Linked DNA regions of Mus musculus: region 2 is linked to region 1. A link is a loop called in an ENCODE intact Hi-C map of the cell type or tissue named here. Cell type or tissue: gastrocnemius. All regions are shown on one strand. Each heading gives the region's core, and the rest is flanking DNA. Links, peaks and the distances in the headings are about the cores only. Region 1 overlaps Cyp4f39 (cytochrome P450, family 4, subfamily f, polypeptide 39). Region 2 holds the start of Notch3 (notch 3).

Region 1 (15,227 bases), core at 5,331-9,330:
AAGTTCACTGCCTGGGGCCCCTGTGGTAGAAAGAACTGACTCCCGCGAGTTGTCTTCTGACATCTGCTCGCCTGCCATGTGCATGCTACACCAAGAAATACGTAAACTTTAAAGACATAAAAGTTGAAAAGAAATGAGCTAGACATGGGAATAAATGAGACATGCAGATACCAACAGCAGGTAACAGAGGGTGATTATGTCAAAATGTGTTATAAGTGTATGAAATGTCCAAAAGAAAGCCATTGTTATGCAGGTTTGATACATGCTAATTAAAAGCATTAAAAGGAAGAAGCAAGATGAAAAGCAGCATTTATCCCTCTCCCTATGTGCTGACTTCAGATACCAGAACTTCCTCACCATGAAGGTCTGTACGCTTGAACTGTATATATCTCATCCTCCCAGAAGTTGCCTTCATTGGGTATTTGTCACAGTAAGAAAAGTAATCAATATGCAAAACTGGTGTTGAGAACAAAGTCAGTGCTGTGATCAATATGACTGTGTGGCTCACAGGCTTTGGGCCTGGTTTGCAAGAGGGATGAGGAGGAATTTTGAACGTCCATCTAGAAAAGCTCTAGAATATGGTAAGTAAGGAGTGGGGGGCCAAGATGGTAGGAGTTTGGGCACTAGAGTGCTGATATGTGGACAGTGAAGGCTCAGTTCATGAGGTTTCAGCAGGGATCAGACTCTCTTGGGAACTGGGCTGGAGGTCATTCCTGTTGTAACAAGATAAAAAATCGTGCTACAGGGCTGGAGAGATGGCTCTCTGGTTAAGAGCACTGGTTGTTCTTCCCAGCACCCATATGGCAGTTCACAACTGACTATAACTCCAGTTCTTGGAGATCCAGGGCCCCCTTCTGACTTCCACAGGCAGCAGACATGAATGTGGTACCCAGACACACATGGAGGCAAAACACATTTAGTGAAATGAAGAGTAAGACATTTGTCAAAGAATCTGGCTATGCTCTGCCGTATTCTGAGAAGCTGAGTTTAGAGAAATGCTGGAGTACGGTCTTGTGCAGTGTATTCAAATGCTGATTTCTGTGCCCCGAGATTTATTTCTGTGTTAGTGGCTTTCTGAAATGCCGTGCAGTTTTCCTCTTAACCCAGCTAGCTCCCAAATAATTGAGACTAAACTGTTATATTTATGTAACAAGCTTTAAGAGCTCAACAACTGAGCAGTGTTAAGTCTATTTTAATCCTCTAAACTAACCTGGCTACCTTCCAAACAAAATTCCTGAGATACTTGCATTTTATTACTAATCTGGCTCTCTGGGCTCCAGATGTTTTCTCATGATGTCTCCTAGACTCTCTTCCTGTGACTAATCCCCACTTTCTCTCTCTTCTTTCCCCTTCCCTACCTGTAAGGAAATTCGGTCCTATTCTCTCCTCTACTCAGGCACTGGCTGGTCAACTTCTTTATTGACCAATCAGGGAATAATTAGGAAGCAATGTTTACATGATATTGAGGCAGGAAATTCTCAGAATAAGGATTGCAACCAGACATGGGAGCACAGAAGTCAGCATTTGAATAATACAAGAATAATCTTTACACGGGGTATAGTAACATTATGCCTACAAGTCAGGGCATGACATTGTCATGAATATTGAAGAATCTCCTGAATAAATGCGGTGTAAAGAATGCTCCCCAATTATCTCTAAATGGTTAATGAAAGGCTGGACATAGAAAGACTGGACTTCTGATCCCAGTTAAGGGTACTGGGGAGAAGAGTGAGGTAGAAGGAGTTCACTGCGACAGAGGTTCAGGAGAAGAAGGGTCATGAGGTAGGGTGCTACATCCACTCCAGTAGTGACTCATGTGACAGGCCTAGAAAGCCTGGAAGCAGTCCCGAGGCAAAGAGTTTCACAGAAACTTAGCCTCCTGGAACCTTGGCATTCCCATAGCTAGAATGCCCCAGATTTGTCCCTTCGATATTGTGGAGGGTCTTGCATGCTTTCTTACAGTATTTTACTGGATAAGAGTTAGAAATCTCAGGGCAAGCTTAGCAAAGTATACTTAGAATCTTCATTACAGTCAGGTATGGCAGACTACATTGTATATTAGAAGAAAGTTGGTGAGCTCTTCTGACAAATGGAGATTCCCTACAGATACTTAGGAGGAATTACAGTACTGCATTATTCATGAAAAGGTCTGCTAGAGCAGAACCCCCTGGTGCAGGCTTTCACAAGGCTCAAAGGAACAGCATAAATTGTGACTACAGTGTGAAATCATCTCCTGGTCCCTGTCATTAGCTGACTCTAGGCAGGGCTGCTTTTAATTCTTAACTGTAAACATTGCCTGGTTCCTGCCAGCCCTTTGAAGGCGGTTCTCTGTTTTGTGTCAGATAACTTCAATGTACCTTGCCTGCTGTGACACCCTACTCCTTTGTTTTCTGTATTATATAAAACTAATGCTAACTTCGACAAAATTACATCCAAATGCCATACTCCTCTGTGTCCATGTCTGTTTGTCACCCTTTTCATCAACAACTCCTTGCCCACCTGTCCAGAACCCTAATTTCCTGCTGATTGAGGGAAGCTGACTGAGGCCGGTCCATGGCAGTAGGGGAAGAAGATGGTTGCCATGAGGAAAAATCACCAAGGGAGTTCTCTATGATGACAAAGAGTTATAGCAAAGTGAGCCAAGAAGAAACTAAATACAAGTAACTCAGGACATGGGACTGGGGAATAGCTAAGATAGCATAGAGGTCTAGGAATATCTGCTCAGTGGTACTGTGCTTAAAGCTTGTTGAATAAATCAATAGGTCCTTGTCTCAATTATTTGGAAGCTATCTAGGTGCAATGGCTATTCCTGGTTGTCAATTTGACTTCATCTGGAATGAACTACAATCCAGAAATGGAGGGCACATCTGTGGTCCAGGTCTTGAAGCATAGTTGCCATGAAAAGCTTAGGCCCAGGTAAGGTAGTATACACCTTTAATTCCAGGAGACAGAGAAAAGCAGATCTTTGAGTTCAAGGCCAGCCTGGGACAGAGCAAGATCCAAATCCAGGTGTCGTGGTTCACACCTTTAATCTGGGTCACACCTTCTGCTGGAGGCCTACATAAGGATGTGTTTGATTGCAGTTTCTTGCCAGCACATCTGTTGGAACCTACACCTTTAGGACTCCAGCTTACACAGAAGGGCAGCTGAAACACCCAGCTTTGCATTAGGACCCACAAGATATGTCCTACCACAAGGCTCCAACCATAAATGGTTCCAATATATCCATGGGCCAGTGAAGTGGCTCAGTAGCCTGATGTCTGATCCCATGTTGGATGGACAGAGCTAACACCTCAATGTTGTCTTATGACCTTCTTGTGTGTGCCATACTTAATTAATTCATTAATTCACACACACACACACACACACACACACACACACACACACACACACACACATATGTGAGGAATATTGCTGAAGGGATTCCTACTGCAAAATGGCCACTTAGAGGGATTCCCCCCCCCCCAAGGTTAAACTCAAAGGCACGCAGAGGTCACAGCAGTTGAAGAAATTAAGATTATATCTCCAGCTGGCAGCAGAACTTAGCAGCTTCAATGTGGCAACAGTGAAGATTTACACCAAAATTCCAGAAAACCTCTGAGGCCAAGCACTGTGTATTCAGGTAAGATTTCCTGCAAGATGGATGTGAGATGCAGTTGCTCAAAACTGGGAAGATCAAGCCTAATCCCCAGTAGAAACCATAAGATGCTAGAAATACAGAACCATTGGATAGCCACTGAGAAGAACATCAGGCACACAGTGAAACTGGCCCAAGAAAGAGTCTATGTGAGCTTCAGCAGGCAGGGCTGAAGAGGCAGGACTGTTGGAGCCCAGATGAGTTGATCATAAGCCCTAGGTGCCAGATACGGATGGTTTTCTGCTTTTCTTGATGGCTTTCAGGCTTATTGTAGTCTCGTTTCTCCATCTTGTAGTGCAAAATTTATTCTGAGCTATTATGTATTGGAAATATGCAACTTGCTTTTTAAGAAAAAGTGCTATGTGGACTGAAGAGATAGCTCAGCATTTAAGAACACTGGCTTCTCTTGTGGAGGACCTGAAATTGATTCCCAGCACCCATGTAGCTGTTCACAGCTGTCTGTGACACTGGTCCCAGGAGATCTGGTGACCTCTTCTGGCCCCCATGAAACACAGGTTGTACGATACATGTGGGCAAAACATTCCTACTCATTTAATTAATTAATTTTAAAAATTAAGTGTTGTGTCGTTGAGCGATACTGTTCCTGGGGAGATGTAAACAAATGTTCACTCATCCCACACAGGGAACCAACAACAGACCAGAATAAAGGTGCAGCAAAAGTCCAACTTATGGAAGTGTGGGTGAGGATTCCCTACACTAGCAAAGATGATTCAAAGCCAGCTGCATCACCAAAAGCTTTTATTAACAAGGATGACAGCTCGAAAAAAAGCTGGAATCCTAAAGCTCACTACATGTACAACTTGCAGGTAACTCAATAGGTCAAAGAGTCTCTCCACTATTTTTACAGCTTACATCAGCTTGGAAAAGGTGGGGGCCTGATGAATCTAGTCAGTTTCTAGGACTTCCTGAAGCTGTTGAGTTGTTTATTATTTGGTACGTGTTTATTGAACATGTACCATATAAATACAATGGAGTGTTATCTACCCATAGAAAAGTGTGAAGTCACATCGTGTTCAAGAAAATGAACAGAATAGCTCAGCTCAGAAATGAACAGAATGGCTCACATGGCTCAGCTCAGTCAGATTATGTTCATTCTGGACTCTTAGAAATCTCTGCCTCTGGCTATGCTCTCCCTTTTATCTACAATAAACATCCTTCTCTACCATACCTAGGGGCAGACATATCCTTTCTTTATTATTATTTTTTCCATTCAAGTGTGAATCACTTGCTGATGACTAGCAGAGCCCAGCTTTGACCTTGGTCTGTCTTACACCAAGCCAGGTGCACATTGCTTTCCTAATAGCCTGCTAAGAGTCAGAGAACTTGTGAGGGGGTTTTTCAGCAGTGAGTTCCTTGACTGTGTGCCAAAGGACACAGCATCATAGCTGGTGCCTATGCCGTCAATCTTTCATAAAGCAGGTGTTAACCACGTGCTTCATTCTGTCTATTCTAACCATGTGTTAAGTAGTATGGTAAACACCCCCTCCTTTTCCCTCCATCCCTCCCTGGCTGGTTGTAAAAAAGTAGTGATTAGGGGAAATTGCTTATACGTGTAGAAATTCATACTTTGGGGAGGGCTCAGTAGGGCTAGCATTCTGTGATCTATTGAACAGTATTATCTATGTTCTATTGAACAGTATTATCTATGTTCTATTGAACAAAGCAGCTCATCAGAATAGGAAGGAGCCATTTCCAAGATGGCTGACTCTTATGGTGGACAAACAGTTGGGGATCTCATGGCCTTTCAGACAAGGCCTCTCCTTGTGGCTACTTGGGTTTCCTCTTAACATGTCTATTGGGGTCAAGATCTTGTAGTGTAGTGGGACTGGAAGGAAACTGTGGACCTTCTATGATATAAATGCCACATCCGGGAAGTCATGTGGACTGGCCAGAGTCAAGGAGAGGAGCGTTAGCTTTCATCCCTGGACTGGTTCTTTAGAGAAAGAGTCAACAGTAATATTTTGATGTTTTCACAGGGCATTGACATCTATGAAGTTGATGTTCAAGAAACACATAATCAAGTTAGCAAAAAAATATAAAACTAAAAATGTTAATTATGTGTCTGTCTTAGGGTTTTACTGATGTATACAGACACCATGACCAAGGCAACTCTTAAAAGAACGACATTTAATTGGGACCAGCTTAAAGGTTCAGTGGTTCGGTCCTGTATCATCAAGGTGAGATTAAGGTAGGCATGGTGCAGGAGGAGCTGAGAGTTCTACATCTTCATCTGAAAGTTGTTAGCAGAATACTGACTTCCAGGCAGCTAGGGTGAGAGTCTTAAAGCCCACACCCACAGTAACACACCTACTCCAAGGCCACACCTTCAAATAGTGCCACTCCCTGAGCCAAACATATTCAAACTACTACAAGAGGAAACAAGGTGCAACACCCAAGAGGGCAAAGGGACAAAAGGGCTGGGTAACCAAAATGGTTGGATTATATAGGTAAAAACAGCCCAACCCAGCGACCCATTCACCACTACCACCATCTGGCTAGAGAGTTCAGTGTAGGAACAGGGTATGCAAGGATCCTGTAACAGGTAGGGGCTGAGAGATGCTGAGAGAACCTGGAGATCAGACCCACTTTGATATGTCAAATAGGCACTTCAGTCATTTGTTCCAGGGTTTAAGACTTAACTATACTCTGATCTCAAATACCTCCTTGGTAATCAGGATACAAGAATAGGACTAAAGTGCCATACCCACTCCAGTGAAGTCTTCGTGGCAAGTCCAAAAGCTTGGCCACAATCCTGAGGCAAAAAGTTTTACAGAAACTTGTCTCCTGGAGAGTCTCTGGTGCCCCATAAACAGATTTGTCCCTGCGATAGTGTGGAAGGTCTTGCATGCTTTCTTGCAGTATTTTACTGGATAAGAGCTAAAACTCTCAGGGCTAGTTCAACAAAGTAAACTTGGAATTACAGCCGAGTCACTCCTATATGCAGGAATTTACAATGGTCTAGGAAGAAGGAGGGTTGTGGTTTAAGGAGGAACTAGAGAATTGTATTATTCAAGAAAAGGTTAGCTAGAGCGGAAAACCCCTGGTGGTGGGTTGTACAATAGACCAGAATTACACCTGAGCATATTAGCACTTTCACCTGGCTCTTGTGAATAGTTGACTTTAGATAGGACTGATCTTATCTCAGTTGTAAACACTGCCTGGTTCCTGTTACCTTTTATGTATGCATTTTCTCTGTTTTGTGTAAAGAGTCATTATGCATCTCAATGTACCTTGGCTGATGTATCACCTAACTTCCTTGTTTTTCTTCTGGGTTATAAGTCTGATGCTCGCTTTGAGACATTACATTCGAATACAGCACTCTCTCTGGTGTCCATGTCTGTTTGTCATCTTGCTGACTCCTTGCCCACCTGAGTACCAGGACCCTGAATCTCCATGGGTTGAGGAGTCCAATCCACAGCACTAAAGGATCTGGAGGGGCCATCACTGTATCTTAGTTTAAACTCACCAGCAGCAGATCCTGATCTAAGGATTCCAGGGTAAAGACTTTACTTGGCAGCAATCCTAAGACAAGGCTTCAACTGCCAAGCATCTTTTTGGGAGGGTATCCCAGGAAACATCAGAAACATTCCTGGGGAAGTGGAGTAGGAAAGAGAGACGGGAGCCAAGGGCAACGTGAAGGAAGTTTACAATGCAGTGAAGACCCAGTACTGCTTCAAAGGCAGTGTCTCTCTAGAGTGTGGAGCCTGCACAACAAGGATCAAGGCTAGTTACTGGGGCATGGAGCTGTGACATTGACCATAAGCACAGCTGGTGTGGAAGGTTGCAGGCACAGTGAATGGTATTTTTCCTGCTTTGCCACAAACACATGAACACATATTACATATATACACACACAGACACTAAGATGTGTGCATGCTGTCACTTAGACACATTCAGGATCACCAGTGCACATAAGATGTAGCATATCTGTGGGCATTCACACATAAACATGAGAATTCTTGGAGGAATTAACTTTATAGCCTGGTGCCTCTGACCAGCAGAGGGAGCCTCTTACACACATATGAGAGAAACAGGGAACCTCCTCCCCAGCCTCCTCTTAAAAGCATCAATCACACAGACTGTATATGCAGGCCTAATGGTGCCACCTGAAACCCTGCCTTAAGAAAGAGTGTTGGCAGGAGGGCATAAAGGTGTGGCTTGAACTGTGGCCCCACCTCTCCCTTCCTCCTCTCATTTATTCACCTTCACGAGGTTCATTAATTTCAAACTTTATGATACTGCAAGACTCACAGTACCAGGGAAAATTGAGGAGCAGAGAAGAGCAGTCTGCTGCCCAAGGCCACCTCTAGAAAAGGCCCTGACCAGGATTAGCTCTCATAAATACTGCCTTCCCAAACCAAATTTTTGTGATTGTTTTGTTTTGTCATGTCTCTGGAGGAGGACAAGGTTACATATGAAAAAAACTGAGAAGTCTTTGGAGAATGACGGGCTTGTAGGAGCTCCTCCATCCTGGCGACACTGTAAGAGCTAGTGGCTAGGATTGAAGTCTGTAAGCTTACTACTCAGCCGGCAAACACCGTGGACAGTGGACATCAGCCGACGACCCCATCACATGCCACCAGGACACAAGGCAGCTCTGCCACTGCCACGGTCATTAAATTCAGTTTAGCAGATCCTCTAGGCACCTGCTGGACAGAGGATCTGTGCTGAGACCCCAAGATAAGGATATTGAGTGAGTTGCTCCCCTCTGAGACCTGTTTTAGCATCTATTAAATGAGACAATCAGAGTCATCCAAACTGTGGCTATTAACCAAGGGCATGTGGGAATACAACTGAGTCGTGGCAAGAGTCATTCCATTGATACGAAGCCCGGGCTGACCATGTCTTTCCCAGTGCCTGCTCATACCTTCCATGACTCCCTGTTGCTCTCTGCCCACTACCCTTCCTCCAGTCTGCTCCCACACCCAGATGTTACAGTTACTGTAATGAGATTCAGATGAGACCTAATGCTTCCCGTGTTCTTCCCAGGCTGAGGTGGGTGAGCACTCCATTCCCAACACATCCCTAGACCTTGCTTTCTTGGACACTGGGTGTCCACCTGGCCCTAGCTGGCCTTGAACTTGAGATAGAATGACTCTTGCCAGAGCTCAATTGTCTTCCCGCGTGTTTGCACCTGATCCACGCATTGCTCCATGGTTTGGATGACTTCTGATTATCTCATTTAACAGACACTAAAACTGCTGTGAACTTTTTGTGCTCTTTCCCAACCCAGGCCTTTGCTGACACTGTTCCTCTGCCTGGGACACTCTTCCCTTCCCACAGTCCACTCAACTTCTGCTCTTACTTCAGCCTCAGACTTCCCGTGATCCTCCACCCCCCATACCTCTGTCACATTCACCCAGAACCAGGGGTCTCATGTTTGAAGCATGTGTCATGCATGCATTGTGAATAATCATTCACAGGTATAATTGTTCAACTTCTGATCCTCTCTGATGAGAAGGAAGAACTAGGCTGGGCTGGATGCCTGGCCCCATGCCAGTAGACATTGAATTAATATGCAATCTATTGACCAAATAAACGGAGCACAAATTGTCCCAAAAAAAAACCTGAGTTTAGTTCCAGATCAAATAAGTATGTCCCAGTTGCTTCCCGACTGTCAAGAGGCCCACCTCCCCACCTTGGGCTCCAAATCTAGGACCGGATGAGATGGACGGTGTTTGGATCCTCTTGCTTTTACTCTCACTCTTAAAATTGAGAAAACTCAGCAAAGGGACGGTGACCAAGAAGGAAGGGGCTTGCAAGGGCCCAGGTTTACAAAACAACAAAGCAAACAGCCTAAATCCTGAGAGCTTGAACTGTCCTTTCATGGAGCTGTGGGTCTTGGGAAAGGATGTTGAAGATTCAGGACTGCAACCTCAGACTCCGGCTTCTAAATCCTCCATTTAGAAGCTAACTTGGGCATAGGCAGAGGGAAAGCCAGAGGATACAACCCCAGTGGTGAGTCTTAGGTCCAAGTTTCTGTGAGCTGGGCCTAGGAATCAGAATCCGCAGGGCCAGGGTAATCTGACTGGGGCGTGGCCTAGGCCCGAGTGGGGCGTGGCCTAGCATCATTCCCTCAAGCTGAGGGCCGGTGACAATAATTCAAAGCGTAATTTCGACCTCAGAGGGTGGAATCAAATCCCAAGGGTGGAGTCTTGTCCTGAGGGGCGAAGTCAGCACCAACAAGATACTCCTCTACAAACAAAGCTTTGTCCTCCAGTACTTTCGAGGAGCGTAGTCAACGCCCTCAATATCTTGGGGGCGGATCCATGCTATTGGAGGCGTGATCTAGGCCTGAGCGGGCGGAGCCTGAATCCCTGAATCCCAGGATCCGCGGAGCAAGGGCGCACTCAGGCCCGTGAGGGTAGAGGCTCTACATTGAGCCAAAGGCCGTTCTCCGTGCGTAGAATAAGCTCCGGCTTCCTCCGCACCTTGTGGGTTCGGTCCACGCTCAGGCGGAAGCGCAGCAGTGTCAGCGCCACGACTACACGCATCTCTGCCATGGCGAAGCTCTGCCCGATGCAATTCCTGAAGGAAGGGTTCAAATGAGACTCAAGAATTCTTAGGATGTGCAACAATGGAGTCAAACGTTCAAATCCTAACACACAGCTTACTACTACCAATGCATCCTGACAGATGAGCGCCCTTATCTAAGCTTCAGTTCCTTCCTCTGTAGAACCCGAATGATGACAGCATCACAGAGCTATTGGAAGTATGTGAGTCCAGAACCCGGGGTCCGACATAATGGAGGAGTACCCTGTTCTCAAGGACGGAATTGCAGTCTGATTCGGAACCTCTTGGTTCAGTTAGGGAAGCAGAAAGGACTTGAGTTGCCTAAAATTACTTGTGGGTGTCGCTTGGTCCCTGCTTCCATGGGGCACACTCCTGATCCGACAATGACTCTGCCCCTCCCATGTTTGGGGTTAGTTTGGGTCCTTACCTGGGACCTGCTGAGAAAGGTACAAAGGCCAGTGGAGAGCGCTGCTGTGGGGTGTCCGGGTCAAAACGGTAAGGATTGTATACCTAGACAAGATTGCCTGGGTGAGTCTGAGGACTGTCCCAACCATCCAGCCCACCTGCACCTCAACCTCTGAGGACCCCTATAGCTGGAACACCTTGGGGCCATTTGTTCCAATCTATCACACACACTTCAAACTATTCATGCCTGTCCCCTGTTGTCACGCACCCAGGCTCTTTTTCTACCTCAGGGCTTTTGCACTTAATGTCTTCTCAGCCTTGAACAGGCCTGTTCTTCATACTCATTAGGTCTCAGTTCAAACATTACCTTGTCTTTGGGGCCTCTCTGGATTTCTTGAGAGTAATTCCTCCCACCTCATCTGTTTGTACCTCCTTAGAACATTTAGCAATGCCCAAAATGATCTTATCTATTGGCTAGTTGTCGTGAGCTTTACTTTAAGGTCCATGAGGGCATACGCAGTGTGTCGTTATAGGTTATCACTGCTAAGCACAGAAGTGTGACACACAGTAGGTGCTCAGTGACTATTTATTGACCTTGTGAATTAACAAGGACTGAGTGAGTCAGTGAGTAACAGCAGGGCCAGTCCCTGCAAGCAGGCCTAAGAAGGAGCCATGGCCATGGGACAACAAAAGCAGGAACTTACCTTAGAGTCAGGCCACACTATGGGGTTGTGGTGGGTCCCGTAGATGCTGACCAAGCAGATAATTCCTGAGGGGGGGACGGACAGTTGGAATCAGTGGGTCCCAAGGGAGTCTCTGGAAACACACACACACACACACACACACACACACCTCAGCTCTTCCTGCAGTCGTAGGATGGATCCCTGTGAGCCAGCTGCCACTTCCTGTCCATCCTTCTGTGAAAACAGTTGCTGCCCTTTCTACTCTCTCTGCCCCTTCCTAGCCCTTCCACGTGGCCTCACTGTCCATACAAGATGACAGTATTGCTCCTGCCACTTCCCTTGGCTCCCTTCTTTCCTTTGGGTAGAGTCGGGTGCCTGTATTTGGCACTCAAAACACACACCATCTGGACTCTGAAGTTCTGTTCCATACACACACTTGCTCTTACATCTTGGAGAACGTGACCTTCCACATTTTCTCCCTGGACTTCAAATACGTGGGGCCTCTCCTTAGAGACTGGGTGGTACTTAGGCCTGAGCTCCCAGCATGACCACAAATACAACTTGATTCTCGGGAAGTAGATAGCAACTAAACAAACCTGACCCTCGGGTCCAGCCCCTCCCAAAATGTTCAGCATGTAAAAGTGCTTTCTGTGAAATCCAGAAGACAAGGGTTCAAGCCTTAGAACTCATGGTAAAAGAAGAGAAAACTGCTGAAAACTGTCCTCTGACCTTCCTATGTGTGTGCATGTGTGTGTGTGTGTGTGTGTATGTGTGTGTGTGTGCACGCCTGCACACCATCAGCAGCAGCAGCCTATTTTTTTTAAAGATGCTGACCTTCTATCATTAATGCCTACCCAGATCCAGCCCTGCCTCACCCTCTCCTTCCTTTCCACCTGAATACAGGCCCTTCTACCTCCTCTGTGCATATCTAGGTTTCCCTCTGATGATTAGTTTTGTCAAGTTGATACAATATAGAATCACCTGAAAAGGGGGTCTCTGTGAGGGATTGCCTGGATTTAATTGGTCTATAGGCATGCCAGTAAGAAATTTTCTTTTTTTTAATTTATTTTTATTTTATATGTACTTTGTGTGTTTATACATGACACGTGTGTAGGGGTCAGAAGTGAGTGTCAGATTCCCTGGTAGTGGAGTTAGATGTGGTTGTGAACTACACAACAATGTGCTTAGAACTAAACTCAGGTCCCCTGGCAGAGTAGACTAAGTATTTCATGTCTCTGTCACTCTGACTCCTCTGCCATGACAGACTATACCCAGGAATCGCTTTACCCCTAGAGTTCCCTTTTGTTGGGTTATATTACCTCACCGACAAGAAATGAAACTAAGACATCCTCATCATTCCCAAAGCAACACATACCCAGGGGTCTTTCCCATCACAGGGACCCTGCACCCACAGCAGGCATGGCCAGAGACCCCTGCGAACAGTGCCACAGCATCAAAGGAGACAGAGCAGGCACCTTTGGGGATGACACGTCCATCTGGCAGCTTGATGTCCTCTGTGCAGCGACGAGAGATGAGGGTCACAGGTGGGAACTGGCGAAGGCTCTCCTTGATACACATGGTGGTGAAGGGCAACTGAGTGAGGTCATCCCTGAAGAGAAAGGAACTGTGACTCCCTGAACACATGCACATATGCAGGTACCCACATACGCACACTCACATGCTCACACACACACAATCAATCAATCAATCAATTGAAACAAAAAAAGGAAGAGGTGACTGGGAATATAGCTCAGTGACAGTCCAATTGGTTGATATTCATGAGGTCCTAGGTTCAGAAAAAACTATCTGTCCATCCACCAATCACAATAATGACAAATGAAAACAGAAAGCAATGGTCCTGGTTGCTGGGGCTGCCACTGGGCCCCAGACTAACCTACCATTGATGAATTGTTGTATAATCATGGGAGATGTGAGGGCAGCTGGGAACCTCAAAGTCACAGCAAGTTACTAGTTTGTATGCATTCTTTCCAGATTTCATTTGTTGTATTTATTTTAAAATGCTTTATTGCAGATTTCAGAATAGTTTATTATACTTGGGAGCTCAGATTAAACTAATTATAACTATTAGTTTATGGTCTAGTTCATTTTTTTAAGATCAAGACACTGTGTGTGTGTGTGTGTGTGTGTGTGTGTGTGTGTGTGTGTTGTTTTGAGTCAAGTTTTCACTATGTAGACCAAGCTAGTCTCTATCTTGTAGCACCCCTCCTGCCTCAACCTCCAGGATACTGGTATTACAGTTGTGCATCACCGCACCTAGCTCTAGCAGGTTGGTTTGGGGCTTCTCACACATATGCAGGTGCCTGTAGATGCCAGAAAAGGGCATCAGATCCCTGGAGCTGGAGTTACAAGCAATGGTGATCTGGCTGCCCAGTGTGGGTGCTAGGGTTGGACTTTGGGAGCCCTGGAAGAGTAGCAGGCATCTTTAACCACTATGCCCCTCTCCAGCCCTGACAGAAGCTTTGTGTTCCTGTTATAAAGAGCCAAAGAAACCCTTGTCATACAGATACCAATAGATATAAATAAACACGACCAAGAAAACAAAAGAGCACTTAGATCCTGGCAGGCATCATCTGCTGCTGGACTTCCTAGTCAGACCCTCTGCTGTCTCCCTTTGTTATAAAGGCAAAAGTGACAGGATGTTTAGGGTACTGTGGTACCCAACTGACAGTCTTCCTGAAGGTGTACACAGAATGTGTGGGTTCATGTATACACTTAGGTATTTATCCACATGTCATGTGTGAATACCTTGGAAGCCAGAGGACTTCCAATGTCATTTCTCAGGCACCATGCACCATCTACTTTATTTGTTTATATTTGGACAAGGTCTCTCGTTGGCCAAGAAGCCCCTAGACTTCTAGGGAGCCCAGGGGTCCACCTGTCTCTACCTCCCCAGAATTGGGACGACAAGAGTTTGACACCATATCCAGCTGTGGTGTTTTGAATAATAGGCGCTATCAGCTCATATATTTGAAATAATTAGGATGTGTGACCTTATCACAGGAAGTGTGTCACTGAGGATGGGCTTTGAGATTTCAAGGGCCCAAAGCAGGGCAATGTCTCTCTCTTCCTGCTGCCTATAGATCTAAGTGCACAACTCTTAAACTCCTTCTCCAGCACCACGTCGGCCTGCACACTGCCATGCTTCCCATCGTGATGGAAATGAACTAAACCTCTGAAACTGTAAGCCAGCCCCAATTAAATTTTATAAGAGCTGCCATGGTTATGGTGTCTCTTTACAGCAACAGAACACTGACTAAGACACCAGCTTTTCTTTTAGCATGGATTTTCGTTCACGTTTGCAAGACAAGCATTTTACCAATGGGACATCTCCCAAACTCTTTTTTTTTTTTTTTTGAAAGTGATTCAATTAGCCAAGGCTTGCCTCAGTTTTAATATGTAGACTAGGCTGGCCTTGAACTCCTGATCCTCCTGCTTCATCCTTTTAAAAGCTGGAATGTCAGGTGTGCCACCATGCCTGGCTTCAGTGCTGGGCTCTCTGTACCACTCAGAGTCAACTTACATCTTAAGACTATCTTCCTGCTCTCTATTCTGCACTTCCTCTCTGCATCACAATCACATGGCATGCCATTCCATCCCAAAGGGTGATGTGTCCAAAGGCACTATTTACAGGCCTTCGCTGCCCCACGCATACTGAGCTTCATCATGTGACTTGCCTCCTCCACAATGTTTCAGTGCACATAGAACTTTTTTGACACTTCTGGAATCTGCATTGACAAGAACACGCCCCAGAGTAGCCCCAGATCCTAGGAGAGTTAGGAGGCACTTGGAGAAGACCTGAACCCAGCCAACAATTTGGAAGCAGCCTCACTCCATTCAACGAAGCCCAGTAGCCATGGAAATCTTGTGTAGGTCAAAGCTGCAACTAAATGCTTGCCCCAAGCCACTGAATTTGAGGGCTATATGTTCTGTGGTGGGGCAGCAACAGC
Region 2 (15,227 bases), core at 7,218-11,217, 330 kb after region 1:
TTCAGGAGTTCCCCATGACTGTCTTCAAAGGTGCATTTTACGTTTTTTTGGTTTTTCGAGACTGGATTTCTCTGTGTAGCTTTGGCTGTCCTGGAACTCACTCTGTAGACCAGGCTGGCCTCGAACTCAGAAATCTGCCTGCCTCTGCCTCCCAAATGCTGGGATCAAAGACATGCGCCACCACTGCCCGGCTCAAAAGAGCATTTTAAAAACATTTGTTGTCAGTCACTTCCTGCCTAGAGAGGAAGCAGAAGGGTCCTCCCATCACGGACAGAAAGAAAAGTCTGAGCCAGGGCCATGAAAAGTGCAGGCCTGCTGGTTGAAGATAGTTTGATACAGGATAAAGAGCCATATCTTTAAGAAATATGGCTTGTGCTAGACCCAGTGATCCGAGTTTAATTCCCAGAACCCACATAGTAGAGAGAACTGACTTTCAAGCTGCCCTCTGACCCCGATACCCGTGTGGCAAATGCATACCATCACATAAACATGCACAAAGGAAGTAAAATGCAATTTTGTTTTATTACTAATGTTGATCATGTGTGTGTCTGGGTATGGGCTTATGCATGTGAGTGCAATTGTCTTTGGAGACAAGAAGTTCAAATACCCTAGAGCTGGAGCTACTGGTAGTTGTAAGAAGTTCTGGGAATCCAACTCAGGTCCTCTGCAGGAACACTAGGTGTTCTTAACCCTGAGTCATTTCTCCAGTGCCAATAAGATGTAATAATTTTTTTTCAAAACAGGATCTGTAACTTTGATTTTCCTAGAATTGGCTCTGTAGACCAGGCTGGCCTCTCCTACTGAGTGCTGGGATTAAAGGTGTGTACCACCACTGCTGGGCATAATTTTTTTTTACAATGGGGGTTGTACAACAGGATGGGGTGGGGCTTGGATTTCCTCCTGGGCTTATAGCAGAGGAGGAACTTGAGCTGCACCTGCCCAAGCTGATTAAAGAGACATAGTTGAGTCGGTTGACAGATAGCTGACTCAGCACATTGCAGTGACTCAGCCTACCTCCTTCTTACGCAACATTTTTTTTTCTTTGTCCAACCTTTACTCCTTCCTTATTTCTCCCCTGCAATACACAGGGCCAGGAGTCTCCTAGACCCCAGTTCAAATCTGAGCTCTAAATGCCTACACAGTGAGTTCCAGGCCACTCAAGGGTACATACTGAGACCTTGTCTCAACATACACCCTCATAAAAAGAGAAGACAGCCACAGGATTCTATTTATATGGAATACTATACTGAGGGCTGAGAGAGATGGCACACAGCCAAGCCTGATGACTTGAGTTTGATTCCAAACCCACGTGGTAGAGGGGAAGAACTGACTCCTACAAGTGGTCCTCTGACCCCCGCACAGATGCTGTGCATGCCCCACAACCCTAGGAACAAATACAATCATAGAAAATAAATGTCCAGAGCAAGCAAAGCCACAAATGCAGGGAGCTGGTGGCAGGGATATTAACAAGATCCCTTTTCCAGGATAATGGAATGTCTTGGAGCTAGAGAGGTCATAACTGAGAATATATTAAGTGGCACTGAATTGCAAACATCAAAATCTCAAATATGTACATTTATATAATATAAATTATACCTCAACTTAAAAATAATCAAGAATCAGGTGTGGTGGTGCACAGTGCATGAGCATAGGAGACCTCAAAAATGGCCCCACAGTGACACACTTCCTCAAACCAACAAGGCCACATCTCCTAATGGTGCCACTCCTTATGAACCAAACACTCAAATACATGAATAGGAAGCTATTCCTATTCAAGCCACCACACTGCGCTTGGCAGCACATGCCTACAGTCTCAGTATTAGGGAGTTGGAGGTATATTCAAGATCTCAAGGTCAGTCCGGACTACACTGTGAGTTCAAGGGGAGTCCGAGCTGCATTCAAAGACCCTGTGTCAAAACAAGGGGAGTGGCTGATTTGGTAGAGTAGTTGGTCAACATGCTCAAGGCCCTAGGCATCATCACAGCACTGCAAAATAAATAAACAGAATATTGAGATAAGAGGAAGAAAACGTCACCAACTCAGCCTAAGCCGTGAAAGTTTAATACCACCGATACTAGGAAAAGATGGCAGGTACCCTGATAATATGCCCTGGGAAGGATACGGGGATTCTGCCAAAGACGCATAAAGTTAATCTTGTAGAACTCGCAGGTCATTGCAGGTCCAAGAGGCACTCTTTCAAACAACTGACCTCAAACTAAGGCTGAGGTGAAGATCTGGGATCCAGTCTTCGGTCCACAAAGAAGCTATAAGGGATGTTATTCGGAATAACCATAAAACTTTGAGTAGAAACTTGGGTGAGGACTGGAGATGTGGTTACATGGTAGAGTGTCTCCCTTACACACTGGAAACCCCAGGTTCTGGCCCCAGCATCACAAAAATCAGGCATGGAAGCTCATACCCTTAATCCTAGCACTGGGAGGCAAAGCCAGGAAGACTGGGACTTCTAGGTCATTCTGGTTTCAGTAAGTTCAAGGCCAGTCTGGGTTGCACGAGACTCTGCCTGAAAAGGAGAAGCCCCCAAAGTAGGACAACAACGAAGTGGGCCTGAAAGACTGTTCAGTTGTTAAGAGAGCAGCAGCAGCAGCAGGAGGATCTGATTTCAGATTCCAGTTGTCTCATGTAACAAGCTGGCTATTCCACAAATGACCATAACTCCAGCTTTGAGGGGTGCAGTGCCTTCCCTGGTCTCTGCATATGCAGGTACTCACACTAGTGCACACACACACACACACACACACACACACACACACACACACACACACAGAGAAACACACACACACAAATAAATCTTTAAAAAGTGTATCCGTGACTGTCCTGGAATTTGCTAGGTAGACCAGGCTGGCTTTGAATTCACAGATCTATCTGCCTTTGCCTCTGGAGACCGTGTGAACCATGACATCTTCCCCAATTAACAAAAATACACTTATTTATTATGTAGCCAGTTGGGGGGGGGGGCGCGGCAGGGAGGGGAGATGGGCCCTCTACAATGTAGAGATCAGAGGACAACTTGTGGAAGTTGTTCTCTCCTCCCACTACAGGAGTGTCTGTGTATGCCCTTCCAGGATTATATGGGTCCTCTGTTTCAGTCCTTTGGTCTCCTAGTGATGGAGATGTTCAAGAACGGCACCCTTCACCCGACTCCTGAGATTTCCCCTGAATGCACCTCTAGAGCTTCCATTCTCACTTCACACAGAGGGAGTGTTCAGAGCCTTTGCAGGTCTCCTGGATGTAAAACTCAGTGAATGGCAACGAAATGATAGGCCTCATGGTAAAACCATGTAGAGTGTGGGATGTGCTAGGAGCTGGTGTGGATTTTTTTTACAAAGTATTTTATCTTATTTCTTGCGCACATAAGCGTGTGTGTGTGTGTGTGTGTGTGTGTGTGTGCGCGCGCGTGCGTGCAAGCATTCGAGCACAGTGTGTGTAGGAGTGCATGTGTATCACGGGGTACATGTGGCAGTCAGAAGACAATGTATGTGTTGGTTTTTTTATTTTAGCATGGGAGGCCCAGGAATTGAACTCGGGTGTCTGTGATTGGCAGCAAGCACCTTTCCCTCTTCGGTAGACCTTTGTGATCTTCACATTGTAGGAGAGCTGCACACAGGTACATGAGACTCATATCCACGAAACCCCTGGCCAGATTGTAAATGCTGCCCGCCCGGGTTTGTGGCGCAGTTGGAGCCTGAGTTTTGAGGTGATTGATGTTTAGTGTCCCCATGAAACTTCTATATGGTTTGCATGGGTGCGGCTACTTTTGTTCATTGGCCTCTCTACACCCAGGTTTAGAGGGTTTGGAGTCAGGGGTGTTTGCGTTTGTGTCATGACTGTGTGTGTGAGCCCTGGCTTTGGTTGTGTGCTGGAGGATAAGGATGGATGTGCTCACGAGCTGGATACCTGTCACGTCACGCAGGTTAAGCCCGCATCTCTTGTGGCAGACCTGAGTGTACCGAGGTCTGCAAGTCCCAGGCTTGGCGGGTAGAAGGGTCGGACCCCAGGAGGCCGGGCAGGGGGCGGGGGCGCTCAGAGCCGGCCCCGGGGCGGGGCGAGCCGCCCAGGCCTGGGGGCGGGGCAGCCCGACAGCCTCACTTCGGCGAAGTTGGCGGCGCGGAGGCTGGCCCGGGACGTGCCCGGAGCCCTGGGAAAGAGGGAGGAGGGAGGAGGGAGGGTCGTGGCCGGCCGCCATGGGGCTGGGGGCCCGGGGCCGCCGCCGCCGTCGTCGCCTGATGGCCTTGCCACCGCCACCACCGCCCATGCGGGCGCTGCCCCTGCTGCTGCTGCTAGCGGGGCTGGGGGCTGCAGGTGAGGGATCAGGGACTCGGAGGGTGGGACTGGGGTTGCAGGGGCGGGGAAGCAAAAAAAAAAAAGTATATATATATATATATATATTCTCCTAAGTTTGGAATTTAGAGGACCTGCCCCCCCAGGATTAAAGCCGGGGCAGAGATGCAGCAGCTGGGGGTGTGTATCAGTCATGGGGTTCGCACAGATTCATGATGGGAAGGCAGGATCCTAGAGGCCCAAGGAATCGAGACCCTTGAATGAATCAAGAGTCCAAGAGTAGGAGCTGGAGTTGTGGGAATCTGGGGCTGAAATTCGGAAGCGAGGTGTACCAAAAGTTTCAGGCTCACCCCATCCTACTTCTGCCTGGAGTCCTGGGAAGGTTAGGATGGGGGCTCAAGGACCCCCCAAGGCCTAGGACCCCTTGCACAAAAGCGCCTCCCCTATCCCGGGCGGGCCGTGAAGGGGGGGGGGGGACAAGGAGGGGGCGCGGAGTTCTCGGAGCTCTGAACTCGGAGAAAACGTCTCATGTTGGAGAGCTGCAAGACCCGGCGCTGGAGCGCGAGAAGCAGGAGCTGGAGCCCTTGCGAAGCCCGCGCCCCCTCCCCCGCGTGCCGCCCGATCCCTCTTCAGGCCGCCGGGATCCCGTAGTCTCGGGACCCCGTCTCTGTGCCGGGAGGAGAAGGGGCGAGGTCCACGTGCTCATCTCCAGCTTCTGGGCCCCCATCCCTGTGGCCGCAGCCCCTCCCCAGCATGCCTGGGCCCCCCTCCCCTCTTCCTCCACTCTGAGCTCCCCTCCCCCGCTCGGGACAATGGCTTCGCCGTCTAGACACCCCCTCCCCCCGGCCGGCCTCACGCTTTCTTTGCCAGACAAAGCGGGACCCACGAAGGGCCAGAGCGGGGACTGAGGGGGCGCCCCCACCCCTGCCCCGGGAGGCCTGATCAGCGGGGGAGGGGCATAGGCAGTTGGCTGTGGCCAGGGGTTCTAGGGCTCCTATGGTGGGACTCAGTGCTGGGCCGGGTGAGAGTTGCATAGAGAGTGGCTTAGCCTCTAGGCTCTACTAGGCAGGACTGGGCAGGAGCCACCGCCCCCGCGGGGCCAGTGCAGACTCATGGCCTGTCACACATAGAAAGGGAAAAAAATGCATGTGCACAGGTTTAGTACAGCCATAGATGCACACTTGGCACACACAAGACACACCTATGTGTTTGCTGCTCACATGTTGATGTGCATTCAGGCATAGGTCACCCAAGACCTGCTAGGCATTCATGTTCAAGGTCACATTTATAGCTGCCAATCCATGACCCAGACAAGCACACCAGTGGCCACACAGCTGTATGCTTGAATACTGCTGTTCATATAGATGGATGCACAGTGCATGCAGCTCGTGTGCACATGGTGTACAAGGCTATGCTGTTTGAAGATACCAGCATGGTACCAAGCACATGCACTATTAGTCACTATTAGTAATATAGTGGCCTAATACACAGACTGTCACACAAACTCACAGGCATATGTACACACACACACACACACACACAGAGCTCACATGGTTGTGTTCTCCCCCCCCCCCATACAGCTTCTAGTGTGATGTCACAAAATTGAATAGGTCCTTCATTCTTAACTCATCCTTTTACTGTCTCTGTTTTTTTTTTTTTTTTTTTTTTTTTTTTTTTTTTGGTTGGTTTCTCCTTTCAGTTTCTGTCTGTCCCTATTTCTCAATTCTCCCCCAATCTCCTTTCCTTCTCTCTCTGAGGAACAAAACTTCTACAGGGGCCCACACCTGTCTGAGCACATAATTCTCCACCAGCTCAGACCTGGCCACACCTCTCACCATCTGGCAAGACTGCCACACCCAAAGTGGGATACAACCCTGAGGGATGGGGACACTGGACAGGGCAGCACATATCTTGCACCAGTTCTCTCCCTTACACTCCATAGCCTATCCATCTAGTACCCAAAACCACCTCTCTATGGCTGCTGTTGGTTCCTCCTAGGTGTACGCTTTGCCTACTCTTTCAAGAGCTAGCAGGGACTACAGTAGACACAGGCTCAACACTGCCTGCCTTCTCCATCTACCCAAGACATGGGCTTGAAGCTGCAGATCCCCTTTAACACTCAGCATCTTTACTTCCTACTCTGTGCCTTTTCTCTGTTGTGCACATCCTAGTCAAGGCAACTTCCTGAGCCCACACATCTGGCACAAGTCAACTCCTCCTTCTCACCCCTGCCTTGTGGTTCCCAGGGCTTGAGCTGGCAGGGACAGCTGCAGCCCCAACAGCTGGGGCTGGGGTGGGGGGCCGTGGGAACTGTAGATAGGGGGCCTCTTAGTACCCACACAGATACCCTCCTAGCCCAGTGCAGCTGTTGCCTGGCAGACAGGAGGGGAGGGTCTGATTTGGGGTTCTGTGTGCCTGTCTGACCTCCCCACCTTCTTTTGCCCCCACACAGCACCCCCTTGTCTGGATGGAAGCCCATGTGCAAATGGAGGTCGGTGCACCCACCAGCAGCCCTCCCTGGAGGCTGCTTGCCTGTGAGTGTCTGGCCCAGCGCCATCAGTGGGCCCTGTGTGGGGAGGGAATAGGTCCTCTGCCTCTGAGTCTCCTGGGGGATGCTGGTATCACTTCCTCCATGTGTGTGGCTTCGGTAACCTCTTGTGTTTCCCCATAGGGAATCAGACAGCTTTAAGAGCAGAAGCTCTGGTGTCTCTCTGGCTTGGGTTCAAATCCCGCATCATCTTGCTAAGTGTCTGAGACTTAACCAGTTCGTTAAGTCACAGTGCTCTGGAATAAAAGATTGATTTCCAAGGCCAATGACAGTGGCTTGACAGTGACAAGGACGTCCATGCCCTCCCATATGTCAGAATACAGGAGGCACCCAGGAGACCTATTTTAGAGCCCTGTTTTATTTTGTTCTAGTTTGTATGACCTTTGGTTAGTCATTTCTCTTTTCTGAACCTCACGGCATCTGTGAAGCAGGAGTGCTTTCCCTGGCCTGTGACTGTGCAGGAAGGGACCCAAGAATTATTTGGGAAATGCAGAAAGTTAGAGAAGAGGAGGAGGGTTTGGGAGCTACCAGAGGCAGGCAGAACTCTAGATTCTGGGACATCTCGAGCAAGTGCTGGGGACCTTCCCAGCCACTTTTGCATCTACAATGGCTTTTCTTTCATGAGGTTGACTGTAAAGATTTGAAAAGGACCTTTAACTGGGCTTACGCTTGTATTTCCCAGCAGAAGCAGGAGGTCATTCCGTACAGTTCCAGGGCAGTCTGGGCTCTCACAGAGTGAGCTTGTCTCAATGTTTTGTTTTCTAAAGGGGGCTGGGGCAGCTGAGAGCTTAGTAGGTAAAGGCACTTGCTGCCAAACTGGACAACCTGAGTTAAGTCCTGGGGACCCAAAAGATGGAAAGAGAGAACTAATCTCGGCAAGTTGTTCTCTGGCCTCTGCATGAATACATACACACACAGATAATGTAATAAAAATCAAAACTATATTAAAAATAAGAGAAACTTTTGAAACCTTTTGACGACTGGAGATTTCAATGGTGTTTGCCCAGTACATACAAAGCCCTGGGTTGGAGGGAAAGGACCTCAAGGTCTGTGGGCTTATTGGTTTTGTTTTCTTTTTAATAGTAATAGCATTCCATTCAGCAGCTATTAATTAGTTCGTTCATCAGTGTGTTCATTTCCTCAATACTGTGTGGGCTAGCCAGTGGATCAGCCTCAAGCTAGGTGGGGCCAGGATGACTTCCGATATAGAAAAACAAAAACCTTTAAAATTCAATGGCTGGAATCTCATTTAGCTTTATTGGGGGTCACTGGCCGAGGGGCATCCTGAGGCTGAGGGTTGGGAGGGTCCTTACTTGGAAGCAGTCGCTTGGAAGGGAGGCTGAGGCGTGGGGCGGGGCGCCTGCGCAGTAGAACTACACGCCTGGACAGCTGCCGACAGGTGAATACGCCTGAGGCTGCCCCGCCCCTCGACAGGTGAATCACCGGCTCACGCGGCCTCCGGGAGCCCGGATCGCGCGGAGTGGAGCTCGCTTAAGGCTCCAGAATAGAGATTTGGGGGGGACCTCAGCCTATGTTCTTCTCATCCCAACCCACTCTTTCAGGCTTCTCAAATCCTGCTGTCTCCTTAGGAGTGACCGCCCCCTCCCCAATGACACTTTCTCCCCCACTTCTCCCCAGTCTTCCGACCGGGAGAAGGCTTCGGAGTTCTCCGTCGCTTGGTCCTTGTCTGTCTTGCTAGTCCGTTCCCTCCTTGGAAGCTGCTCCCCCGCCCCCCTCCCGCTCCGCTACGTCTCCCCTAAAGCTAAGGCGGCGAGGCGGGTCCGGGGCTGGAACCGGCCGGACCGGTCGGCGGGGGCGCGAGGTGCAGAGCGTGGGAACCCGCCCGCGGCGCAGGGAGGGTGCCGCGCCCAGCTTGGCGATGATACCCGTGGTCCCCAGTGCTCTGCACGCAGCGCCCCCTCCTGGCGTGTCATCGTCGCCGCCTTGCAGGACTGGGTAGGGGGTTGAGAGCATCACCTCCAAGGTTCGAATGTCCACCACACCCTTGCAGGGTTGAGCTTCGACAGGGTTGAGCTTCGACACGTTTATCTAGGAACGGAATTCGGGGTGGGGGTATTGTAGGGTGACGCTAAGAAATGAGTCACCTGCTTTGAGTTCTGCCCTTGGTGTTTGAGACAAGACTGAGCTAGGGGATCCTCGCTGGGAGCCGGAAGGGTAGGGTAGAGGAGAGGAGGGTTGAGGTAGGGGTGATGTACGTTGTGTCATTGCATAGTTGCATAGCCAGGATTGTTTGACTACTCCAGTCCCCTTCCTTAGCCCTCCTCACCTCTGTCCGTAGAAAGGTTACAAACTTAAGTCGTCTTTTAGTTTTTATTTTCTAGCACTCAGGACTTAGATTTTTTCGAGACAGGGTTTCTCTGTGTAGCCCTGGCTGTTCTGGAACTCACTCTATAGACCAGGCTGGCCTCGAACTCAGAAACCCGCCTGCCTCTGCCTCCCAAGTGCTGGGATTAAAGGCGTGTGGCACCCCTGTCCCACTACTCAGGACTATCTTGATGGGTTTGGGGAAGGGGCCGCAGGCCTTGGTCCAGATTGAGGGCTGAGGTGCCCATGCCAAGCCCCACCGATCCATGAGAGGAGGATTGCATGCTCTTGGGAGAAAGGAGTTTATGATTTGTGGCTATCTTCCTGCCTCTCCATATGAGTGAGAGTTTCCCATATTCGTGTGGGAGGCTGTGGCTTCTTGTCTGTGTATGCCAGGCCAGTATGCCCAGTTGTATGTGTCTGTGCGGTTTCTGGGTCTTTCTGGGTGTGTCTGCCTCCTGGAGTCTGAGGCTTTTCATTTGTTGTTCCCAGTACCTGGAATGCCCTTCCCCACATCACCCTTTGGCTCACCCATTTTTTTGCCGTTTTTTGTTGTTTGAAAATATAACACCCACTCATTCTATCACCCTTAGGCTGCTTGTGAGTTTCCTGTGGTTGCTGTACCAGATTACCACAAACAGGGTGGCTTAAAACAACAGAAATGTACTCTGGAAAATCCTGGAGGCCGGAAGTCTGAAATTAAGGCGTTGCCAGAACTGGCTTTCTTTACTGACCATCCAGGGGGAGAAGACTTTCTTATGTCTTGTCCAGTTTCTGATTGGCTCAGGCTTATGGCTGCCCCACCCTACTCTCTGCCTTTGTCTGCACATGACCTTTCTTCTCTCTTTAGTTTCTATCTGTCTCTCTCCCGTGTCCTGGGAAAGGAACCTAGGCCCCTGCACATACCATACAAGAACTACCACTGTGTCATGTCCCTGGCTTTTCTCTTGTAAAGATACTGTGTGTTGGGGCTGGTGGCACGACTCAGTAGTTTAGAGCAGAGTTTGGTCCCCAGCTCTCATTGGTTACTCACCTGTAACTCCAGCTCCAGGGGTTTTGGCCTCTGAGGAAGGACACTGTACTCAGGTGCACACATACTCACACACAACCACACATGCATACAATAAATAGGGGCTGAAAATGGCTCCACAGTTAAGAGCGTGTATTATTTTCTCAGAGGACTTGGATTTGATCCCTGGAATCCGCATGATAACTCATAACCATCCTTAATGCCAACGCCCTCTTCAGACCTCCATGGGCATCAGGCACGCACAGCATGCACGTACATACATGCGTGGAAAACACTTATCCACATCAAAGTAAAATAAATCTTTTAAAAATTGGCTTGAAATACAAAGTGAACTTGTCTTGGTATTCTTCACAATTACATTGGCAAAAATTCTTCTTCCCTTTCTTTTTCTTGTGCTGAGAATTGAATCTAGGGCTTTATGCATCCTAGGCAAGTGCAGTACCACTGAGCTATATTCCAAATCCTCTTGTTATTTGTTTAAAATATATGTATTGATCTTGAGACAGCGTCTCATGCAGTCAAGGCTAGCCTCAAACTTGCTATGTGGCCAAGGCTGACCTTGAACTCCTCATCCTCCTGCTTTTTCCTCGGAATGCCAGGTTTGTGTGAACCACCTTGCCTGGCACATCTCCTTTAAAAAGAAATAAAGTGATAGTCACAGCTTCTGGGACATGGGCGTGTTCTTCAGTGTACCACGTCCTTTGTGAGCTTGTGGCATGTACAAGCTGTTTTTGGTATGTTCGTATTAATGTGTTACCTGTCTATGTTTTCTTTGCCTGACCTGGCTATGAGGACCAAAAGGGTAAGAGTCACTTTTATTTTGCTTGCTGCTGTGTTTTAGTATGTAGTAGGTGTCAATAATATTTGTTGTCAGAATAAATGAGGATGGCTGGGAATGGTGGCACTTGCCTTTAAACCCAGTGCTAGAGGCAGAGAGGCAGAGGGGCAGAGGGGCAGAGGCAGAAGAGAGGCAGAGAGGCAGAGAGGCAGAGAGGCAGAGAGGCAGAGGCAGAGAGGCAGAGAGGCAGAGAGGCAGAGAGGCAGAGAGGCAGAGGCAGAAGAGAGGCAGAGAGGCAGAGAGGCAGAGGCAGAAGAGAGGCAGAGGCAGAGGCAGAGGGGCAGAGGCAGAGAGGCAGAGGGGCAGAGGGACAGAGGCAGAGGCAGAGAGGCAGAGAGGCAGAGGCAGAGAGGCAGAGGCAGAGAGGCAGAGAGGCAGAGAGGCAGAGGCAGAGGCAGAGGGGCAGAGGCAGAGAGGCAGAGAGGCAGAGGCAGAGGCAGAGGGGCAGAGGCAGAGAGGCAGAGGGGCAGAGAGGCAGAGGCAGAGGCAGAGGCAAAAGAGAGGCAGAGGCAGAGAGGCAGAGGGACAGAGAGGCAGAGGCAGAGAGGCAGAGAGGCAGAGGCAGAGGCAGAGGGGCAGAGGCAGAAGAGAGGCAGAGAGGCAGAGGCAGAGGCAGAGGCAGAGAGGCAGAGAGGCAGAGAGGCAGAGAGGCAGAGAGGCAGAGAGGCAGAGAGGCAGAGGGGCAGAGGCAGAGGAAGAGAGGCAGAGAGGCAGAGAGGCAGAGAAGCAGAGAGGCAGAGGCAGAGACAGAGAGACAGAGGCAGGTAAATTACTGTGAATTCCAGTCTAGCCAGCGATATGTAGTGAGACCCTGCCTAAAATATATTAAAAAAAAAAAAAAAAAGGGAAGGAAGAGTAAATGGATTTGTCTGATAGTCTGTCTGGCACGAGTGTTGTTTGATAAACGCATCTTGTGTTATCTGTCTGGCATTGCCATGCTTTTATACCGTCCCGACCACACATCTTCCCACAGGTGCCTGCCAGGCTGGGTGGGTGAGCGGTGCCAGCTGGAAGACCCTTGCCACTCAGGCCCTTGTGCTGGCCGAGGCGTTTGCCAGAGTTCAGTGGTGGCGGGCACCGCCCGATTCTCCTGTCGTTGTCTCCGTGGCTTCCAAGGTGAAGGGGTGTGTCTGGACGGGAACCCTTGGTAGGCGAGAATGTAGTCAGACCCAAGCTCACCCTCTCCTGGTTCTTCCAGGCCCAGACTGCTCCCAGCCAGACCCCTGCGTCAGCAGGCCCTGTGTTCATGGTGCCCCCTGCTCAGTGGGGCCGGATGGCCGATTTGCCTGTGCCTGCCCACCTGGCTACCAGGGTCAAAGCTGCCAAAGTGACATAGATGAGTGCCGATCTGGTACAACTTGCCGTCATGGTGGTACCTGTCTCAATACACCTGGATCCTTCCGCTGCCAGTGTCCTCTTGGTTATACAGGGCTGCTGTGTGAGAACCCCGTAGTGCCCTGTGCCCCTTCCCCGTGTCGTAATGGTGGCACCTGTAGGCAGAGCAGTGATGTCACATATGACTGTGCTTGCCTTCCTGGTAAGTAAGTTGTGCCCAGGGAAGGCAGCTGGGGACAATAGGCTAGCCTCTTAGTGACCATTGTCACCTTGTCCTCCCCTACGAGGCTTCGAGGGCCAGAACTGTGAAGTCAACGTGGATGACTGTCCTGGACATCGGTGTCTCAATGGGGGAACGTGTGTAGACGGTGTCAATACTTACAACTGCCAGTGCCCTCCGGAGTGGACAGGTGGGCATCAGGGCTGCAGAGAACCAGGGTGGCTGACCTCAGGTGGGCACACGGGCAACTTAGACTAGCACATCTTTGTGCCCTAGGCCAGTTCTGTACAGAAGATGTGGATGAGTGTCAGCTGCAGCCCAATGCCTGCCACAATGGGGGTACCTGCTTCAACCTACTGGGTGGCCACAGCTGTGTATGTGTCAATGGCTGGACGGGTGAGAGCTGCAGTCAGAATATCGATGACTGTGCTACAGCCGTGTGTTTCCATGGGGCCACCTGCCATGACCGTGTGGCCTCTTTCTACTGTGCCTGCCCTATGGGGAAGACAGGTGAGTGGCCCTTTTCTTTGTAGGCAACAGAATGGTTTCAGCATGAAAGGTAAAAACAGACTCTGAGTTGAGCGTTAGAAAGATTGGGGGCTGGGGATGTTTCTTCCTGGCAGAGTGTGTGCTTAGTGTGCACAGGCTCTGAGTTTAATCCTTAGCGTGAAGGAAGACAAGAAGGAGGAGGGAAGGTGGAAGAAAGAAAGGAAAGAGGGAGGAAGGGTTTGCTGGACCCTGGGTTTGGAAAGAAGCCTGAGCCTCTGTCCTATGAGGTGCATAGTCCAAGGCAGAGACTGTTGGAATTGGGGAACTATTGAGAGGTCTAACTGGGAAAAAGGCAGGAACTATGGAAGTCACAAAGGTCTGTTTGTCCCTTACATCTTATTTTGGTGGGGGGTGGTCAGACTCTGGTTGTCAGGCTAGGTGGCAAGTACCTTGAGTTTATTGTTGTTGTTGATGCGTTGAGACATGGTGTCACTATTTGTACATCAGGCTAGCCTCAAACTTGCAAGAAAGGATCCTTGGGCTTCTGTGTTCTGAGTGGTGGGATTAAGGAATTTTGTTGCTATGCCTGAATAGGGTCTTGATTTATCATCTTTTAAAATATTAAAAAAAGTGTGTGTGTGTGTGTTTTGGCTGCATTTATGTATGTTATATTATGTCATGCTACACGCATGACTGGTACGCTGAGAGGCCAGAAAAATTCATCAGCTCTCCTGAGATTGGAGTTACTGATGGTGGTGAGCTGCCGTGTAGGTGTGTTGGGAATGAAACGTAGGTCTTCTGGAAGAGCAGCCAGGATTCTTAGCCGCTGAGCACCTCTTTGGGCCCCGGTGCCTTGTTTGTAAAATGTTTCTAAGTTATTTTCAAATGGTATCGAAGAAGCAGATTAACAGATAATACTGAACCAATATTCCAATGTGAAACGTCCTGAATGTTTCACTGTTTCATAATAAATGGCTTTTCCAGGACAGCCAGGGCTATACAGAGAAACCCTGTCTCGAAAAAAAACCAATAAATAAATAAATAAATAAATAAATAAATAAAATAATATTAATAGATGGCTTAAAAAAATAAGAACAGATACTAATACAGTGCTGGTTAATATACATAAGAAACAGGAGGCAAGGGCCACCCCAAAGGGTGCTCAGGGCGTAAAGGCACTCGCTGAGTTGGCCTGGCAAGCCTACTTCTATCAAGGGAATCCACTGGTAGAAGGAGAAAACCAACCAAGTTTCCTCTGGCTTCTACACATGCACTATGACATGCACACACTCCCCAGATAAGTACATTAGGAATGATGATGGTGATGATGGTGATGATAATGCAAGGAGCTGGAAGCGTAGCTGAGTGATGGTATTCATTCGTTGTATGCTCATGGTCCTGGGGATCCATTACCAGTACCAGTCTTCTTCCTCAAACGCTAGGTCTGGGGGAACTTTGGGCCACCCCGAGGATCAGCGCTTCATTTCTGCTTACCTTTTCTCAGGCCTCTTGTGTCATCTGGATGATGCATGTGTCAGCAACCCCTGCCATGAGGATGCTATCTGTGACACAAACCCTGTGAGTGGCCGGGCCATCTGCACCTGCCCACCTGGCTTCACTGGAGGGGCATGTGACCAGGATGTGGATGAGTGCTCGATTGGTGAGAAGAGTACCTTCTGGAAAGGAGCCTGAAAACGGAGGGGTGGGGCCATGGCTGGCCACGCCCACACTGGCTGTGTCTTCTCCCCCATATTCCCCCTTCTTGCAGGTGCCAACCCCTGTGAACATTTGGGTCGGTGTGTGAATACACAGGGCTCATTCTTGTGCCAATGTGGCCGTGGCTATACTGGACCTCGCTGTGAGACTGATGTCAATGAGTGTCTCTCCGGGCCCTGCCGCAACCAGGCCACGTGTCTTGACCGAATTGGCCAGTTTACTTGCATCTGCATGGCAGGTGGGTGGTGGGTATGGCTTGGGTGGGTCATGAAGGCTGGGGCCTGGGGTAAAACTTGGTTTATTGTTATTTACTTGAAGAAAAAATGCTGGGCATAGAGACACATGACTGAAATCCCAGCACTTGTGAGGCAGAGATAGGCTCATCTCTGTGAGTTCGAGGCCAGTTTGGTCTACAGGGTGAGTTCTA

Evidence for each region. Hi-C counts contacts between places; a loop is a spot of excess contacts. Peaks named below come from ENCODE experiments on the same cell type or tissue, not always from the same donor. Only the 100,000 strongest peaks of a DNase experiment are listed, where the experiment ranks them.
Region 2: a loop joins it to region 1, with 3.0 times the contacts of the local background. A loop is called at or near these places in 1 of 42 quality-filtered maps.

What each region holds. Positions count from the first base shown.
Region 1 is chr17:32,487,261-32,502,487 of GRCm38, reverse strand. Cyp4f39 (cytochrome P450, family 4, subfamily f, polypeptide 39) reads right to left here. Exons shown (of 14, transcript NM_177307.3): 11 at 12,735-12,868; 12 at 11,281-11,345; 13 at 10,599-10,681; 14 at 9,168-10,186. The coding sequence ends at 10,009. Among named protein-coding and RNA genes, the nearest start is that of Cyp4f17, 12 kb to the left of the region's middle. In gastrocnemius, for the core only: a CTCF peak has its summit at 7,650 (motif pointing right); a DNase peak (open chromatin) is centred at 7,669.
Region 2 is chr17:32,155,769-32,170,995 of GRCm38, reverse strand. It overlaps Notch3 (notch 3), which reads left to right and starts at 4,106. Exons shown (of 33, transcript NM_008716.3): 1 at 4,106-4,320; 2 at 6,752-6,833; 3 at 12,014-12,156; 4 at 12,239-12,577; 5 at 12,663-12,785; 6 at 12,872-13,105; 7 at 14,589-14,744; 8 at 14,853-15,038. The coding sequence starts at 4,203. In gastrocnemius, for the core only: a CTCF peak has its summit at 8,781 (motif pointing left); DNase peaks (open chromatin) are centred at 8,254 and 8,736; H3K4me3 peaks cover 3,144 bases; H3K27ac peaks cover 2,651 bases.